Linked DNA regions of Mus musculus: region 1 is linked to region 2. A link is a loop called in an ENCODE intact Hi-C map of the cell type or tissue named here. Cell type or tissue: left cerebral cortex. All regions are shown on one strand. Links, peaks and the distances in the headings refer to the core of each region. The heading gives the core; the rest is flanking DNA.

Region 1 (8,325 bases), core at 88-8,087, 330 kb before region 2:
AACAGCTCCAGAACTTGGGGCCATCTTCAGTTCCTGATTTTCCCTGCCCCTGTATTGACTTTGCTACCTACAGTATTCCAAGAAACTTTGTCCCCTTCATGACCACCTCATTCATAATTCATTACAGCTACTTCCTATCTACCTTGGTTACCTTTTACCCACACACCTCTGCTGATGTAATACCCTCAACCTTGAAGAACAAATCCTGAAGTTTTCTATTGCCTTCAGAATAGAACTCTAGTCTTTCTGTGGAGTTTGCAAAACTCTTCCTTATCTTGTCTCCTCTGAAAAATAGACAGTCCTATTTTTCCAGTGTGATTTCACATTATACCACCTGCCCTCAGTGTAATATCTATATTGAGGGTTTTGCAGAATTTCTGATTAAAATGTCCTTGATTACCAAGTGGTGGAATGCAGTAGATCCAGAAACAAAATTAACTTGGACTGTCTTTAGTTTCCTTAATAGCCATTTATGCCCATGTTCATATGTGATCTAACATTCCCTTTTGCTATCAGGTGACATCTTTGGAATGTATTTACTTAGCAGAATACCAGAATCCACTAAAGCTAAGAAAGCCATAACATCTGGAATATATAGGCAGAGACTTCTCTGCTGAGATGTAGCCTGTCTAGCTCACGTCTTCAACAATGTTTGAAAGTGGATTTATTTGACTTTATTTTGTCCTGTGACAATGAAAAGGTTATACCATCTCATCCTTGGTGGAACACATCATTTTACTGTAGTTTGAGTTACTGTTCCCAGGCCACAATTACTTATATTTGGATAGCAATAAAGTATCCCTTATTTTTTTCTTGAATGGAGGCTGTGTTTTACACTGACAGCTGTCACAGCCTGTCTCCACTATCATCTTTGCTTTCACTATATCTGCCTACAAATTGTATCTATCCTACAACTCCAGGTAAGTGAAAACATTAAGTTCACATCCTTCCTTCCATCCTCCCTTCCTTTTCTTTTCTTTCTCTCCTTCTTTGCTCTGTCTGTTCTTTGTTTGGAGCATAGTCCTCTTTCTTAGCTGGATTTGATCCTATTGATTCCTTAGGGCTTGTCTTGAGCTTTCTTTCTAATGAGCAACACTTCCTGGTTAGCCAGGTTGAGAGGAGCACTCAGCGCCTCTAATTTGGCTAGGCCCCATTTCTGATTTGATTGGATCTTTCTCTACATTTGCTCTTTTTGAGGGTGGGAGCCATACTTCTCGTCTCAGGTACTATGGGTTTGTAGTCATATGCACAACAAATGTCTAGAGCAGTGTCAGCTGGCTTGTAGAAGCACTTCGATGAGTAATCAAGATCAAGATTTGTTCTCCAGAAGTGAGACACAGAAGATATGAAAGACCTCCCTTCTTGCAGAAGGGAGTGTAACATGGTGTAGAAGAGGACCAAAGTTCCTAAAGGGTAGAACTAGCATGTGACTCAGGAATTATAGTCTATGTCCAATATCTATCCACAAAGCTTCTAGAAGACTGTTCACAGAAGTACTTCATGTAAGTGGACTCACAAAACATTATGCTAAGTGGGTCAGATCAGGCACAAAAGGTCACACTTTGTATGTAATTAGACATATCTTGAGGAAGTGGATTAATGTTGCCTAGGGCAGGTGTGATGTGTGAAGAGATGGAGGAAGGGAATAACTGCTGAGGAGCATGGAATCTCCTTTGACAGCTGGAAAGAATAAAGTTGATGTGGTGATGGGTGCTTACATGTAAGCATGTTAAACATTTAAAGATAAAATTACCAATTACTTTGTGGGGTTTCTGAGGTGAGATTCTGATGACCGATACACAGTGATCTGAAACTAGAGTGGTGGCAGTAGGGATAAACGGTCATTTTGTTGGGTCAGATGTTTCGATGGAAACCCAAAGGCATTAAAATTTCAAGCACAAAGAGAAAAGATAAGGTGACACATAGATATTGACTATCAGTTTATGAAATGCTTATTGAATGTATTTCCACTTTCTTGACTACTAGACTAGATGTAAAGGAGAAATGGGAAACAGCTTGCTGAGTATACAAAGAAGTGGTCCTTGACTTGGTGCTCAACTGGAAATTAAAAAAGTATATGTGTGTAAGGAAGCATCAAATTTCTATAAGAGAAATACAACTTATTTGTGCAAAGAATGGGCAGGATGGAAAAGGTCAGAAGAGGTGACCTGCTCAGTATTAGTTGTTCACTAAGGACTTCAAGTTGCCCAGCTCAGTGAAGGCATGTCAAGATCCTGTTGATACTTCCCACTCAGTACAGAGATTAAAGATAGTTCAGTCAATTTTGTTCAGTGGAAGGAAGAGAAAAGCAATTCCCAATAATGCTCTCTGTGTGAAGATTAGAAGTTGTCCACAGACTCACATTCAAACGATCAGGGCACTAGGCAGTAAAATATCTTGGATATATTTGGTTCATTCCCAGATTGTTACCACTTGACTAGTTCCAAGTAAATGGTATACGTTCAATAAAAATTAAGTGAATGTTGTCTAAACCATCTGAGAAGTGTGCTACCTGTTGACCATTTCTATGTAACAGTCACGACAGTCTACACAATTACTCTCCCCTTCAAACAAAAACCTACCAAGTGTATGGCATATTCCCTTCAGGAAAAGATGTTGACTGACAGCTTTGCTGTAAGGATGTGGAACAGCTAAAAAACAACTGTTTTTAGTGGAATATGAACGAACTGCTATGAGAGAGTTGATTACAAGTGCTACAGTCCTAGCGCTGAAGATCTTTAAAATCCAGTGGTTTAGAGAAGCTTTCAGCTTGGGCACGTTCAGGAACTTGAGAGTTCCGCTAAGCCGATAGGTCCAGACATCACGTCAAACATTTCTTGAGCATGTCATAGTGCCGGGTGCTTTATTCAGTTCTCACATTTTGGTTGTTTGTAAGAGGCAAAGGCTCTTCTCGTGGTAGATTCGAGTTCTGGACAGAAGAAAAATTCAGATTTGGTAGGTGGTTTTATGGGCCTGTCACTAAGAGAGATTGAGAACCTTTACTAGGAGGTAGATCTTGAGAAAGGTCAGGAAAAGCGTTAAGTCGAAGCCAATCTATAGCAGAGTCAATTACCTGAGAATCACTCAACTAGGAGGTTCTTCTTGTGGCCTAGCCAGCTGAATCTCTGTTAGGAGGAATATCTGTTGAATAGTTTGTTTTGGCTCAGGACAAAAGATAAAGACATGATGTAGTTTTTGAGGATGGTCAGGCCAGTGTATATCAGGTCAATCCACTTCACAGGTCAGGTCTCTCTTCAGATGAGGCTCAGCTGGCCTCCTCTTGGGGGGTCATGTGATGCGCCCGCGGATGCCTGGAGCGCCGCGCGCAGGCCTGGGCGGGCCTAGGTAGAAATCAACTTCCGGTGAGGATGTCCTGGACGCCGGGTGGTGTGTGGGCTGCCCGAACGTGGGTTCCTGGGCCAGCAGTCACCGGGAGGGGGGTGGTTGCGTAGCCGGTGTCCCGGAGCCAGTGTCTGAGAGCCGGGTGTGACGCGCAACAGCGCGGGGAGCACTGCGGTGGGCGCAGGTAATCGGGTGCTCGCCGTCTGGGTCCGGGTCTCGGCCGCGGGTGGGAACGTGACCAAGTTACTGCGAGTCGCGAGGCCGCGGCCGGGCGACTCACGGGACCTGGGTCAGGGAGACACCTCGCTCCCGCCCTCGCCCGCGGGGCCCTGCACTTGGGTAGTCCCGAGTGGAGAGCCATAGTAAGTCCGCTTGTTGTCCGCGCTGTAGTTGCCCCGGCGGAACGGAAGTGTTGACCCTGATGCGGTTCCCGTCGGTGCCGAGCGGCGCACCCCTTCCGGTCTCAGACCTTGGGAAAGCGCGCACTGTGCACTCGGAGTTCTGGAGAGCTGATCGCTGGACACACCCTCAGTGGCGTCTCGGGTTCTCACCCCAGGCGAGCATCGTGCGGAGCGCTTGGCCTCTGTCTGTTACACACCTTTCCCCGCCCCCCCAGGATGCCGCGTCTGCGCGGCTGCCTCCGCAGGAGGGAGCTTTGCACAAGAGTTGTCAGCTGCTCTGACAGCTCTGGGATGGTGAGGCCGCCGTGATCTTGGCCCTCCGCTCTGGGGAAGTGAAGGCTTTGGGCTCAGCTTAGGTCCCTCAGAGGCCGCCCACGAATTCCGACTTATCCCTCCACTGTGCAGACATTGACACGTCTTCGCCCCTAGTTTTAAACTTCCCGGCTCTGTGGAAGGCTATGGAACATGTTTGCATGCTGCGTGGTTGAGGGATTGCCATCTTGTCACAGGGTGGGTCAGCTGTCACCTCAGGATTTAAGACAAAAGCCTGCAGAGTACTCACAGTTTCCTGGGCGACAGAAACCGAGGAGAAGTGCACTTGTAGTCATCTTAGCCACACCTTGTGTTGCTTTTGGGGTTGTTTGAACCTCACCTGTTGGGATAAATGGCTCAGGAAGATGCTAGGTCCGCTGCACCTTGGTGCCACTATGTGGTGTGTTAATGTGTGAAGAATTGCCTGGTGAGAGGTGAGGAAGTTTGGTGTCTCCTAGGATGTCTAGAGATGTTTCAGTGGGCTGGGAACTGTGAACTGGTTGCCTAGCAACACCATACTCCAAATTGGAAAAAAACATAAAACAAAATGAGAAAGTCCAGGATTTTTGAGTTTTTAAGAAAAATATTAATCATCATAATACTTCACAGAAAAAGAAAACTTTAGGAAATCACCTAGAGAAGCATCCATTGTTTGTTCTCTCTCTCTCTCTCTCTCTCTCTCTCTCTCTGGGGTGTGTGTGTGTGTGAGAGAGAAAGAGCCTGTCATCAATTGGGACATTTTATTGAACACCCAGGTACTATCAGATTTGTAAAGAATATAGGATTTTTATTAATAAAGGAAACTTTGAAGGGAATCTCTCTCTATGACACAAGCCAAGTGGGAATCAATTAAGGTGGGTGAGATCTTTCTATTAATGAAAAAGGAGGAAAAATGTTTAAGTTCTAAGGATCACAATCACAGTGCCCTGCTGGCTACTGTTTCCGTATAACTTACCATTAAGTGTTGTCTTTCCTGTAGGATGTAAACGTTTGAAAGGCCACTCTGTATTAATGTGCATGTTAACTTGGTACAGTTTAGGGTTCGGGTTCTGGTTGTCTCCTTTCTTCAGTTTCCAATAACTTGGGTTTAGTTTATTTGAACTAGAGTTGATGTACCTTTTCTTGAAGGACATTTCTTAGAGTTTAGTTCAGGGTAAACTAATTCAGTATGTCTTCGTGTGCACTCACTCTTACAAGTGTGCCTGGTCATATAACATCACCACGGTTTGCTCATTGGGATCCCCCAGGATGGCTACAGATTCATCCTCTGTTGGGTTTTTCCTCTCTGGAGTCATGTAAGTGGAAAGATGAAGCACAGTCCCTTGTTCGTACTTTTTCCCCCCAGAATGCTTTTCTAGCCCTTTTGGTGTCTCCGTAAAAAGGGGACATGGTACTTCTGTCTGTGAGTAGGCCACAGTGTAGTCACTCACTCACTAGTTGGTGGACATTTAGGAGTTTCTGAGTTTTGTGTTTTGGGATGAAGCTGTTAGTAAAAATGCATTTTGGGGGGACAGTCATATTTAAGTCTTTAGAGAGAAAAGTTCTCATTTTCTTTGGTTCAGTGTTGAGAAGCAGGGTGCTGGACCAGGTGGCAGCTGCATGGGTAACGTTTTAGCTCTGCTGTTTACCCTGGTGGCTGCTGTGTGCTGCAGTCCTGCCAGTGAGATGCATGGTTCATGTTGCCATGTGTCAGTTAGGCATTTTAGCTCCTGCTTTAGCTACTTCCGAAGGAGTTTCCTCATGAGTCATTGAGTTTTCGTTTTTTAAATTTGAGGTTCTCAAATAGCCCACTCTGCCTTCAACTGGCTCCGTAGTTGAAGCTAGCCTTGAACTCCTGATCATCCTGCTGTCACCTCCTGAGGCTGGGATTACAGCTGTGTGCCTCCATGCCGGGATCTCACAGATGATTTTGAGATTCTAGTTAACTAACTTGTAAGACATTTTCCTGTGCTGTTGTTGCTGTTTGTATGTTCTTTCAAGAGGCATCCCTCCAAAGTGTTTTGTGAGTTTTTAATTGTCTAATTAAAAAAATCCTATACAATCTGGGCACAAACTTTAGTTTTACATATACATGTGTGTGTGTGTGTGTGTGTGTGTGTGTGTGTGTGTGTGTATAATGTGTATGTATGTCCACAAGTGTTTTCTTTGAGTCTGCCACTTGCTTCTTTTCCTGACACGTGAAATGTGTGAGTGAAATTTCAGTTTTGATGAAATCCATTGGATCAGTTCTTTTTCCTTTTTTTAAAAAATTAATTTGTACACTGTCCAAGGTTGCAAAGAATTTCTGTTTTTCTCTAGACCTTTTCTAGTTTTAGATATTGTGTTTAGGATATGCTGTCAGTTACTCTTCCTTTATAATGTAAGGTGTAGGCTGTGGCTTTCTTTGAGCCTTTCCTTTACAGATGCATGAATTTGGCTGCATCTGAGGGAAACTTTCTTACTGTCCTTGAGCAGGATTCTTGTTGGCACTTTGTGAGAAGGCAATTCACTGTGTACGTGTGGCTCTGTCTCTTTCTGGCATTCTCTTCTGTTTCATCATTCTGTGCATCTCTAGTTTTATAGAATGTCTTAAAGTCAGAAGGCTTCATTCTCTAGCTTGGTTACTTTTCAAATTGTTTCAAATGTTGTAGCTTCTTTTCTTCCTGTATAACTCTTAGAGGCAGCCTGCTTTCTCTATTGTAGGGGTTTGGTTAGGAGTGCGTTGAAGTTATACATCCCTTTGGGGTGGCTGGCATCTTAGGTGTCTTTAATCTGCTAGGTGATTCTGTTTATGCAGGATTTAGGTTTCTCTTAATGTTTTTCACTTTCAGCGTAAAAATCTTATTTCTGTTTTGTTTCATTTGTATGTGTGTTCATTTGCTGCTACTGTAAATGATATCCACACACATGTACATTTCTAATTATTGCTACTGTTATAACTATTGAGGTTTACATGCTCTTGAACCCTACAGTGTTGTTCAACTCACTTGTTAGTACATGTGACCTTTATGGACTCCTTGTGATTGTCTACGTATGCACGTATCCATCCACAGAGGCTGTTTAATTTTGTATTTCCCAACTGTTTGCATTTTATTATCTCATTGCACTGCTAAGAGTTCTAGTTATGCTGAATAAGAAGTCTCAGAAGACATTCGTGACTGGTAATTTTCTTTAAAGAAAACATGTAGTCTATTTTTTCTTTTATCATTTTGATCAGATTGAGGAAATTATCTTTGACTCCTCGTTTGTTTAGAACTTTTACAATTCAATCATAAACAGTTGTTGTATTGCTTCGTCTCTTTGTAGAAATCATTGTTAGTTATGGTAAAAAATTACCCTACTGTTATTCTGAGAAGGCTGCTGCTTACATTTTGGTGCTCTCCATATTGTTTTTCATTGTGAAGATTATTAAGCAAAATTATAAATACTTTATATTTTAATCCCTTTTTTTGAAGTCTTGCATTTTGAGTAATTTAATTTACTAGGGCGATTTTGTACCTTGTTTGCAATGTCATTCTTTACACACGTTTCATTGTCAGTACAGTTATAAATCATTGTTATTCTCTCATTATAAATCACTGTCACTAAGTTATAAATCATTGTCGGTACTATTATAAATTACTCCACTGGAAATAACTTGAAGTCTGTCTTCCCTCTTTATTAAAATGAAATTTCCTTGAGTTCTTTGAGAGTGGGTCTATAAAAATGTTCAAGTTGCCAGTTTTGATGGTGTTCTCTAGTAAATCCAGGGTGTGTCTTTTTGCTGATTGCTTCCCTTCCCGTCTATCTGTATACACTGTACTCTTTGTTGATCATTGTTTGTCTCAGCTTTTTTTTTTTTTTGAAACTGGACATATAAAAATATATTATGTGTTCTCTCTGAGTGTTTGCTCATTTCTCTTCCTTGGAATTTGGTCTTGTTGCTGTTTGTTTGCATAATAATCTTGTTCTTGATATACCATGGAAGCTCTGTGTCCTCATGTGCAGCCACTGAAGTCTGTTTAGATTACGAGCCACACACAATCATTTCCATTGAGGTGTAGAGCTAATGCATCTAGCCTCTGCCAAGGATCCCTGAGTGATGGTGCAGGGTAGTAATGCTCATGTGAGCAGACTGTAACTGCCTTAGTCTTCATTTGTCACTTGTGCAGAGCCAGAGAAAAAGTCTCTCTCTCTCTCTCTCTCTCTCTCTCTCTCTCACACACACACACACACACACACACACACACACACACACACACACGACCTGTAGCATGCATACACAGCTTTATGAATAAACTTGGTCGTTTAG
Region 2 (8,325 bases), core at 57-8,056:
ACTCCATTGTCAAGATGCCTCACCTTTCCTGCTCCTCTCCTACGGCTCCTTCCACTTGGGATTTGTACTGTGGGAATCTGCTTCCTTTTTCATCAGTTCTGAACTTACTCAATTCAACAGAAAAGTGAAGGCCATCAGTGTGCAACTGAAACTTTTTGTCATCTAAAAGCTTTCTCAACCCACTAGGTTGACAGAGTTTTCATTCTTTGACTTCTCACACTCATTCCTAAGTTTGACATTAGCTGAAAGAGACAATGAGTTGTGTTGCACCAATTAAAGTTGCCCTAACTTCTATCAATTGTGTACTTGATTCTATATACATGGGACAAGGACTCTTCCTCTCTGATCATCAAAGGCAGTTACACAAAAGGAGAGTGCAAAAATTGACTCTTGTTCCTTATCATTTGCAGACAGTGAGATAAATGGAATAAAATGTTCCTTCTTTCCTGTCTCTGATACTCTGTGTTTTTATAACTGCAAGAGTTACCTGTCTAAAGTGTTTGACATTTATTACTTAACAAACAGTAAGAAAGCAGACATCTGTGTCTATAGATGGGGGCTGTGTCTCCATCAGTTATAGACAGTTACCTGGAGCTATGAAATGAGGAGTGTGTGAGCTACTGGAAGTGAGCAGAGCCCACATTGCCTTAATCTCTCTCAGGATAGGACTTGTCGGAGACCTGCTTGCCTGCCACCTTTAACCTCACTGCACCCATATACTTGATTTGGGAGAACTCAAAGGGAGGAAAACATGGATGTAGAAGTATCTTCCTCATAAGCAGAAGTGTTTTTATTTTATGAAGACATAAAATAAATGTATACATTAGGATTTCACACTTGGTTCCTGGGATACCAGCAGCATCTCCATACTGGATGGCTTAAATGACAGGCGCACTCTGTCTCGATGCTCAGACTGGGAGTCACCGTGTTTGATTCCTTGTGAGAGCATGAAATTGACCAATCCACACACATCTTCATCTTTGGTTGTGTCTGGAATTGTAAGTTGGGATTGGCACTGGGTTCTTAATGTTATCTTCCTCTGAACCTGTGTGTGTCAGTGTTGACATTTTTCCTTTCTAAGAACACCACCATATTGGATTGGGCCCCATCCCAACAATCTCATTAACTTAGGCACCTCTTTAAAGACTCTGTGTCTATATTAGGACCTATTCTGAGGTACTGGGGATACCAATGTACCTGGTTCTGGACAATAGTTCACCCCATAATAGTCACTAACAAGAAAATGACGAACAGACTTAGAAGTAAAACAAACAAATCTTCATTCTTTCAACAACTGACTCCATCTGCCCTTCAGCTAGTGACATCTGACATCAGTAAGAACTGTGTGTTTGGTGTCTTTTCCCACTTCCAGAAAGTCTGAATAAATTTTGAGGTGAACAGGTGGATCTGGGTCCTTCAGAGAAGCTCTGGGGCAAGGACTCTACATTGTAGCCCAAGATCTGATCTGTTTGGCAGGCACTGGTTGTACCTGTCTGAACTGGCTCACAACAGCACCTCAGACCCCACAAGCATGAGGACCTTGCCTCCACTTTATTCTGGGAAGTCGCCTAGCAGCAGACAGAATAATCTTGAGCCATAGCTGACTGTTGTGTGTTTAATGATATCATGGTCAGGTTTGCAATATGCATGCTGTGTTATATACTCACAGATTTCGAATTGGGCCCACGAGGTGGCTTAAAGGGTAAAAGGTCCTTTCCACCAAGCTTGGTGACTTGAGTTTGTTTCCAGAATCCATATGGGAGAAGGAGGGAGGGGACTCCTGTACAATATCCTCTGACTTCCACGTGTGTGTCAACATATACACACTAAGTAAATAAATTTAATTAGAAATATAAAAATTGAAATAATTCATGATTGTGGCAGAGAAGACAAGCCATCATGAACGTTAGAAAGAAGGAATCTATTCTTAGTACTGCCCAGCCCTGTCTGATCTGCCCTCCACTCCACTACAAAGTAGAGCAAGACGTTCCTAGTGTCCTTTTCATTCTAAATACGCTAAGCCACACTCGTGTCAGAGTGCTTGTAAATCCCATAAATCCCACACAGTTGAGATAAGCTATCTGACAAATGCTAGGTCTGTGTTTTGATTTTAAGTTGACTTCAAACTTTCATTCACTTGAACTCTTCCGTTTGAACAAGGGCAGCACTTGAGCCACACCCCGGAGAGCCAGCTGCAGTGGAAAATAGTCTCCAGGGTTTGGGGTTGGAAGCAAGGAAGAAGAGCAGACAGGGAAGTCTGGCCATTCCTTTTATGTATGTTCGTTCTTCTCCCCAGTCAGTGCAGAATTGCAAAGGAAGTTTCCCCTGAAGGAAACTCCCAGGAATCAAAAACAGTGGGTTTGGATGGCTTTCCCAAAATAGTGGGCTTTTGGAATTCATATCAGGCAAATCAATACTAAACTCACTTAGAATCAGACAAACAAACTGATGATTATTTTATGTCTTGGGCCCTGAGCAAATATACTTCCAGCATTTCTAGTACCTATTAACATTTACAAAGGTCTTTCTAGTGAGAGACAAGTCTCTGGGGAATTGTCCATGGGGAGCTAGCTCATGCCATTTCACACTTAGCATAAAGCAGACCTAACGTCTAAGTTCTGCTGTTGAAACTCCCCTTGTTATCAGAATTCTTCCTCTCCTCTCTCCTCTTTCTCTTTCCCCTCTCTCCCTCCCTTTCCCTGCTCTTCCCTTTCTCCCTCTCCCTCTCCTTTTCCCTTCCTGCCCCTTTCTTTGCCTCTTGATGACTTTAGTTTGTTATAAAAGAATAAAGGAAGTCAGGGATAACCCTTAATCCACATTGTGATTAGCCTGCCAGCAAAATTAGCTCAGGTACCCACTGGCTCAGAATAGGGTCCTTTACTCAAGATGACAACTATCATTAGCCCCAGACAAAAGAAGCACCAGACAGTCCACTTGAGACATGTTTCCAGTGATACTAACTGTTCAATTCCCTGCCTCTTTTATCCTGTGAACAAGGAAGACACTGTCTTCATCTGGAAGCTATCTCAGTCTGAAATCAGCCAGTTCACCTTAGTAATAGATTTTCTCGCAGAGCAATTTCTTACTCACTGGATGGAGGATTAGACCTAAAAATCCTATCATCTTTGAACTGACACAGCACCACACAGAGCAACCTTAAATATGACTCTCTGCTGGTATTCATCTCCCTAACCCAGGTGTCTATGTAGCAGGACTTGTATCAGGTTCTGACAGCCAAAGGTGAATTTATCCCCGAGAACCTTATATTTCATAGAGAAAGATTATAGCTCAGTGAGAATGATGTAGATAGACAGACAGATGAGGAATAGACATCTGGATGATAGACAAGTGAGATATAATAGATCTACCAGTAAAAAATAATTGTAACTCAGTGAAACTAGGATAGATAGATAGATAGATAGATAGATAGATAGATAGTAGATAGACAGACGTATGATTGACAGGTGATGATTGATAGATGCTAGATAGATAATAGACAGATTATGGATAGATTATAGGTAGGTAGAAGATAAATAGGTGATAGATGGACTGATAGATAGATGATAGGTAGATAGTTGATAAGTAGGTGACAGATTGATAGTAGATAGATGATAGATAAATAGATAGATAGATAGATAGATAGATAGATAGATAGATAGATAGATAGATAGATAGATAGATAGATGTACGTTCTTAGATGAAAGGTATGACATGTTGGCTGGAGGAAGATTTGTTCCAGGTTCATGTCCTGGGCTGGCTGGTGAGGGAAAGTCATACCTGCTCTAGGCTTTGAGGATTGGGGAAGAAGGAAGGTTCTGTAAGAAGGAAGAGAGTGTGAGAGAAGCAGATTGGGTGTGGCAATGCAATGGAGGGGGGCCCTTCTGTGGCCTTTTACCTGGAGACAAACTGAAAGCAGTGTGGCAGGTCTTGAATCTTCCACCAGAATGGGAAGCACCTCTCTGTTCCAGCAGCTCAGCAGCTACCCCTACTGGCAAGGCAAAGGCAAAGTTGCTCTCTGGGGTGTTGAATGGAGTTTCTGTCTGCTTTTATCTGGAGCTAAGCGTGCATCTCCTGGATTGCCAGGTCTATTCCAGCCTTGTCCTGCCTTTCCCCTAGCTAGTTAATGGGAAAAGTACATGATATACCACTGCTCACCTTTCTTACTGCTGTGACCAAATACACAACAAGAAGCAACTTAAAAGAAGAGGGTTTTTTTTTTGTGATCATGGTTTAATGATAGAGCCCATCATGATAGGGAAGGCATGGCTTTTGGAGCATGAATTAGCTACTCACGTGGTATCTAGGAAAGAGTGGTGAAGGCTACAGCTCATTCAGCTTTCTAATTTTTCTCATTTTTATTCAGTGCAAGATTCCAACCTCAGGGATGGTGCCATCTACACTCAGAACAGGTCTTCCTCCTCAATGAAACCCCCATGGAAAGACCCTACACACACTAAAACATGTGCCTCCTAGGTAATCCCAAATCCATTCAGGCTGACAATAAAGATCCACCTTCCCAGTGTCCAATGGCGTGTTTGTGGTCTAGTGTGGTACTTGGAAAACTAGGGATTTATGGTTGAAACTGTCTTTGTCAATATAGAGAGCTATGTTTGGAACCTCTGTGGAAATGGCTAAGGCTGCTCAACAATTCTGGGTTCTTCTCAGTTGATCCCATATGCTTTATCAACTTGTAAGCTACTGTGGAACAGAGACACCTCACACAGAATGTACTCAACTCTAATTAATCTTCATTATCTGTAGTTTTCATTCTAGAAAAATTACTGTGTGGCAGGACCTTCTTTCCCCATTTCAATGACTGATTCATTCATTTTTGTGACTGCTTTTATTTACTTATACACCATATATCTTATGTTTGTTTGTTTGTTTTATTAGAGGAATTCTTGCTTTGCAGCTTTATTGACAACCTTGTAGCTGAGGCTGGCCTCAAATCTGCAGCAATCCTCATGCCTCTGGCTCCTAGGTACCAGGATGCTATGAGCCACCCCACCTAGATTATTGAGCCTTTGACACCAGTTATGTGCTGAATATTTCCACAAACACATTACCAAGAGGGGGAGGTTTTATTTTCAGAACTGCAGATGTGTATAAGAATTCTCATGTTTCCCCCAACATCCTATCGACTCAGTTTTTCAGTATTTTCCGGAGGAAAGTTCTGTTTCATTCCTCCACAGAAGTTTTGTCTTACTGGGTGATAAAATGCCTGACTGTCCAAGTTTAAGGTGACGGCAGCAAGCTAATATAGGAAATGTTTCACCTTGGAGATTCAGTGGAAAATGCATGTGGTGAGGAAAAGGAACCTGGGTAGCATGGGTTTGGCCTTTCTGACAAATCCAAGGTTTGATATCAATCACGATTCTCCAGCACCCACGTGGTGGCTCAAAATCATCTGTAACTTTTCTTCTGATTTCCAAGGGCCAAAAGACTCCAGGAAACTGTAGCTTGCATAAAAGGCCCATCTTCTGGCTTTGACATTTCCTAGTGCTTGAGGTAACGATTCCTGTGGCGACAGTTGTGCAAGCGTCCATCCCAGCACATGTGAGAGATGACATGGAGGAGTGGAAACAGGGGCTGAGGACCTTCGCTGCTTTGCTCAGAGAGGTCAGTCAGCCTTTAGAGTCTGCAACTGTGTTACTCATTGTGATGGGCAGCCTTCACCTCTTCTGGACTCCCACACAAGCCCAGAGAGCAGGAAACGGCAGTGGTTTCCTGTGGTCAGGTGAAGTAGATCGTTAGCTTGTCGTAAGTAGTGTATTGGTGACTAGACTATGTATTTTGTTCCTTTTATTATGCATCTTTCCTTCTCTACTCTCTTGTTGAAGCACTTAGGTAAAGTAGACCTCTTAGGTATCCAAAGCTGGGTACCTTCCTCTGTGCATCTTGCGATAGGCCTCAGTTTATGATAAGTACCAATATCACTAAAGAAAACAAGGATGGAATGCAGACTAGCCGCTAGGTCAATACTCATGCCATTTACTTGCACAAGACGGTGCCCTCATCTTTCTGAATTGATGCAAGAAAGCAGAGACATTTGCTGACGGCCTGCACTCCCAGCTGGCTAAATGGAAGAAGAGCCTGAGCTGAGACTGGATGGAGTTGGACAGAAGGAGAGAGGAAGAGAGAGGCCAGTGCTGTTGTTGGGTGTGGTTATGCTTGTTAGTGAAGGACCCCTTGGGAGGAGAGTGGGAAGGGACTGGAAAATTGTACTGCCAAGAATAATGGGCACTTTGTGAGACATCTGAATTATGTGAATGGATGTCTCTTCCCATTGCTGTCTACATCTGTGTAGTACTGTATCTTGCACATAAAGAAATGCCTTCAAATGGCACTAGAAAAGGGTATTGAGACTTGTTAGACAGATGTGGGATTGGTTTTCAGCTCTACCACCCACTAGCTTTGCATCAGGAGCAAGGTATTTGATATTAAGCCCCAGTCTCTACACATAACCCATGGGGAGAACAGAGGACTCTCTAGAGTCCTCTGAGAAGGCAAATGAGAAACCTTTCTTGGTGCCTAACAAGAGAGCAGACATCCAAACATTGTTAGCTGCCTTTGTTTTCCCTTAATAACTACAAAAACTAGCCCCTAGCAAACCACATCTGGGAGGATAAGAACTTCTAAAAACCAGAATAATTTCAAGAATGACCCCTCTTAGTTCTTAGTCTCTCTCTCTCTCTCTCTCTCTCTCTCTCTCTCTCTCTCTCTCTCTCTCTCCCTCCCTCCCTCCCCCCCTCTCTCTCCCACCCTCCCTCCCTCCCTCTCTCCTCTCTCCCAACTCTCCATCCTCTTGCTTCCTCCCTCCTTCCTGCCCTTTCTTCCAAACCCCAAAGTTCCAAAATAAAATACACTGGGTAAAGTTTCTGTAGTTTGGAATTTTACAGTGCCTGCATGCCAGAGCTTCACATAAAGTGCCTGGATTTTGCTCTTGGGGAATCAGTGTCTCTAAGTTGCAAGTAAAATGTGAAGAGTTTTCTTCTCCTGGAGCCATGGAAGGATGGCTGATGTGGGATGCCAGACAGATAATTGGACTGCACAGACAATAGCTATTATTACAATTGCAAACCCATGATGACTGGCAGTTGCTGAGCCACTCCATACCCTCTAGGAAGATATTGACAGCATCACTTCTAAGCTGAACATCTTCAGGAGCAAACAAGGGGACAATGACTTCATCCCCAAAGTAAAGAAAATGGTTTGCTTGCTTTAATTTAGCCCTACTTAACCTTCTTGGCTAACCCATAACACAACCCATTCTACAATGTGGAAGTGCCCTCCCCATTTCTTTAAGGGTAAAAGAAAAAAATGGCCAACCAGTGGAGCAAAACCTGGCCCCTGATGTTTGCAGGTGTATTTTTCTTGGGAAGTGAGATCGCTAGAGAAACAAAAGATTTGGTTTGCTTGGCTTGGCAAGTGAAAAATGCAATCTTAGGGGAAGACTTTATTTAGAAACTTTATTTTTCCCTGCTAACTTGAATAGTTTATGGAGGGGGAAAGAAGTATAAATGGTTCATAAGTTCGCAATTGTTTTTGTTTTAAAAACAGAACACAGAGTCCCCACCCAAGCAGATTCCACTATAGATTTATTCTGTCCCCAACAAAGCTTCACAAAGAGAAGGTTGGGCCAGTTACTGCTAAATGTGGGAGTGTCCCTCGCCTGCCTCCTTGGTCACTCCTCTCATTCAGATTTTCAGGGGCTGCTCTCTGGGTTGTCTCCTGGCTGTCTTTATACATGACCACTGTTCCTTTTCAATATACTTTTCTAGAAATCTCCATGTCATTGAGTTTTGTTTTTCCCTCCGTTCTTTTGCTTCTTTTCTTTCTCTTCACAAAAAACATTTGTATTGACTCTTTGGGAATTTCACCTCATACACCCTGATCACACTCACTTCCAAGTCTTTCCATTTCTGCCTCCCTACCATTCTGAGGCTCCCCCCCCCCCCAGACAAGTCCAATTTGTGCTATTTGTATACTTACTAGAACACCCCCTGAAGAAAACGGAATCTTTAACCATTTGCACCCCTGGCAGAAGCCATCAACTGTGGAGAGTTACACTTCAGCATCCCTATCACAATTATTAAGAATTCCTTTGATGTCCTCCCATTTGGGATATTACTTTGGGTCTGGGTGAGCTGTGGGGATAGGAGTTATCACAGATGCTCTCCATGTCCCTCTTTCTCAACTGTGAGTCTCTTAACCCACCAGCATTTAGCTTCTGCTCCGTCCATGCAATGAAATTGAGTTCACTGAGGTGGCCAGTAATTCCAAAGTTCAGAAGAGACTTCAGTCTTTACATGATATCTTTCGGCA

What was found. A loop is a pair of places that touch in the nucleus more often than their neighbours do. Peaks named below come from ENCODE experiments on the same cell type or tissue, not always from the same donor. Only the 100,000 strongest peaks of a DNase experiment are listed, where the experiment ranks them.
Region 1: a loop joins it to region 2, with 2.2 times the contacts of the local background. A loop is called at or near these places in 5 of 42 quality-filtered maps.

The regions. Positions count from the first base shown.
Region 1 is chr6:147,472,534-147,480,858 of GRCm38, forward strand. Ccdc91 (coiled-coil domain containing 91) reads left to right here and starts at 3,338. Exons shown (of 13, transcript NM_025911.2): 1 at 3,338-3,526. Gm6288 (a long non-coding RNA gene) reads right to left here and starts at 3,286. Exons shown (of 4, transcript XR_869623.3): 1 at 2,583-3,286. In left cerebral cortex, for the core only: a CTCF peak has its summit at 3,949; DNase peaks (open chromatin) are centred at 3,397, 3,763 and 4,489; H3K4me3 peaks cover 1,605 bases; H3K27ac peaks cover 1,356 bases.
Region 2 is chr6:147,806,941-147,815,265 of GRCm38, forward strand. No RefSeq gene overlaps it. Among named protein-coding and RNA genes, the nearest start is that of Gm15762, 91 kb to the left of the region's middle. In left cerebral cortex, for the core only: a CTCF peak has its summit at 3,977 (motif pointing left); a DNase peak (open chromatin) is centred at 3,988.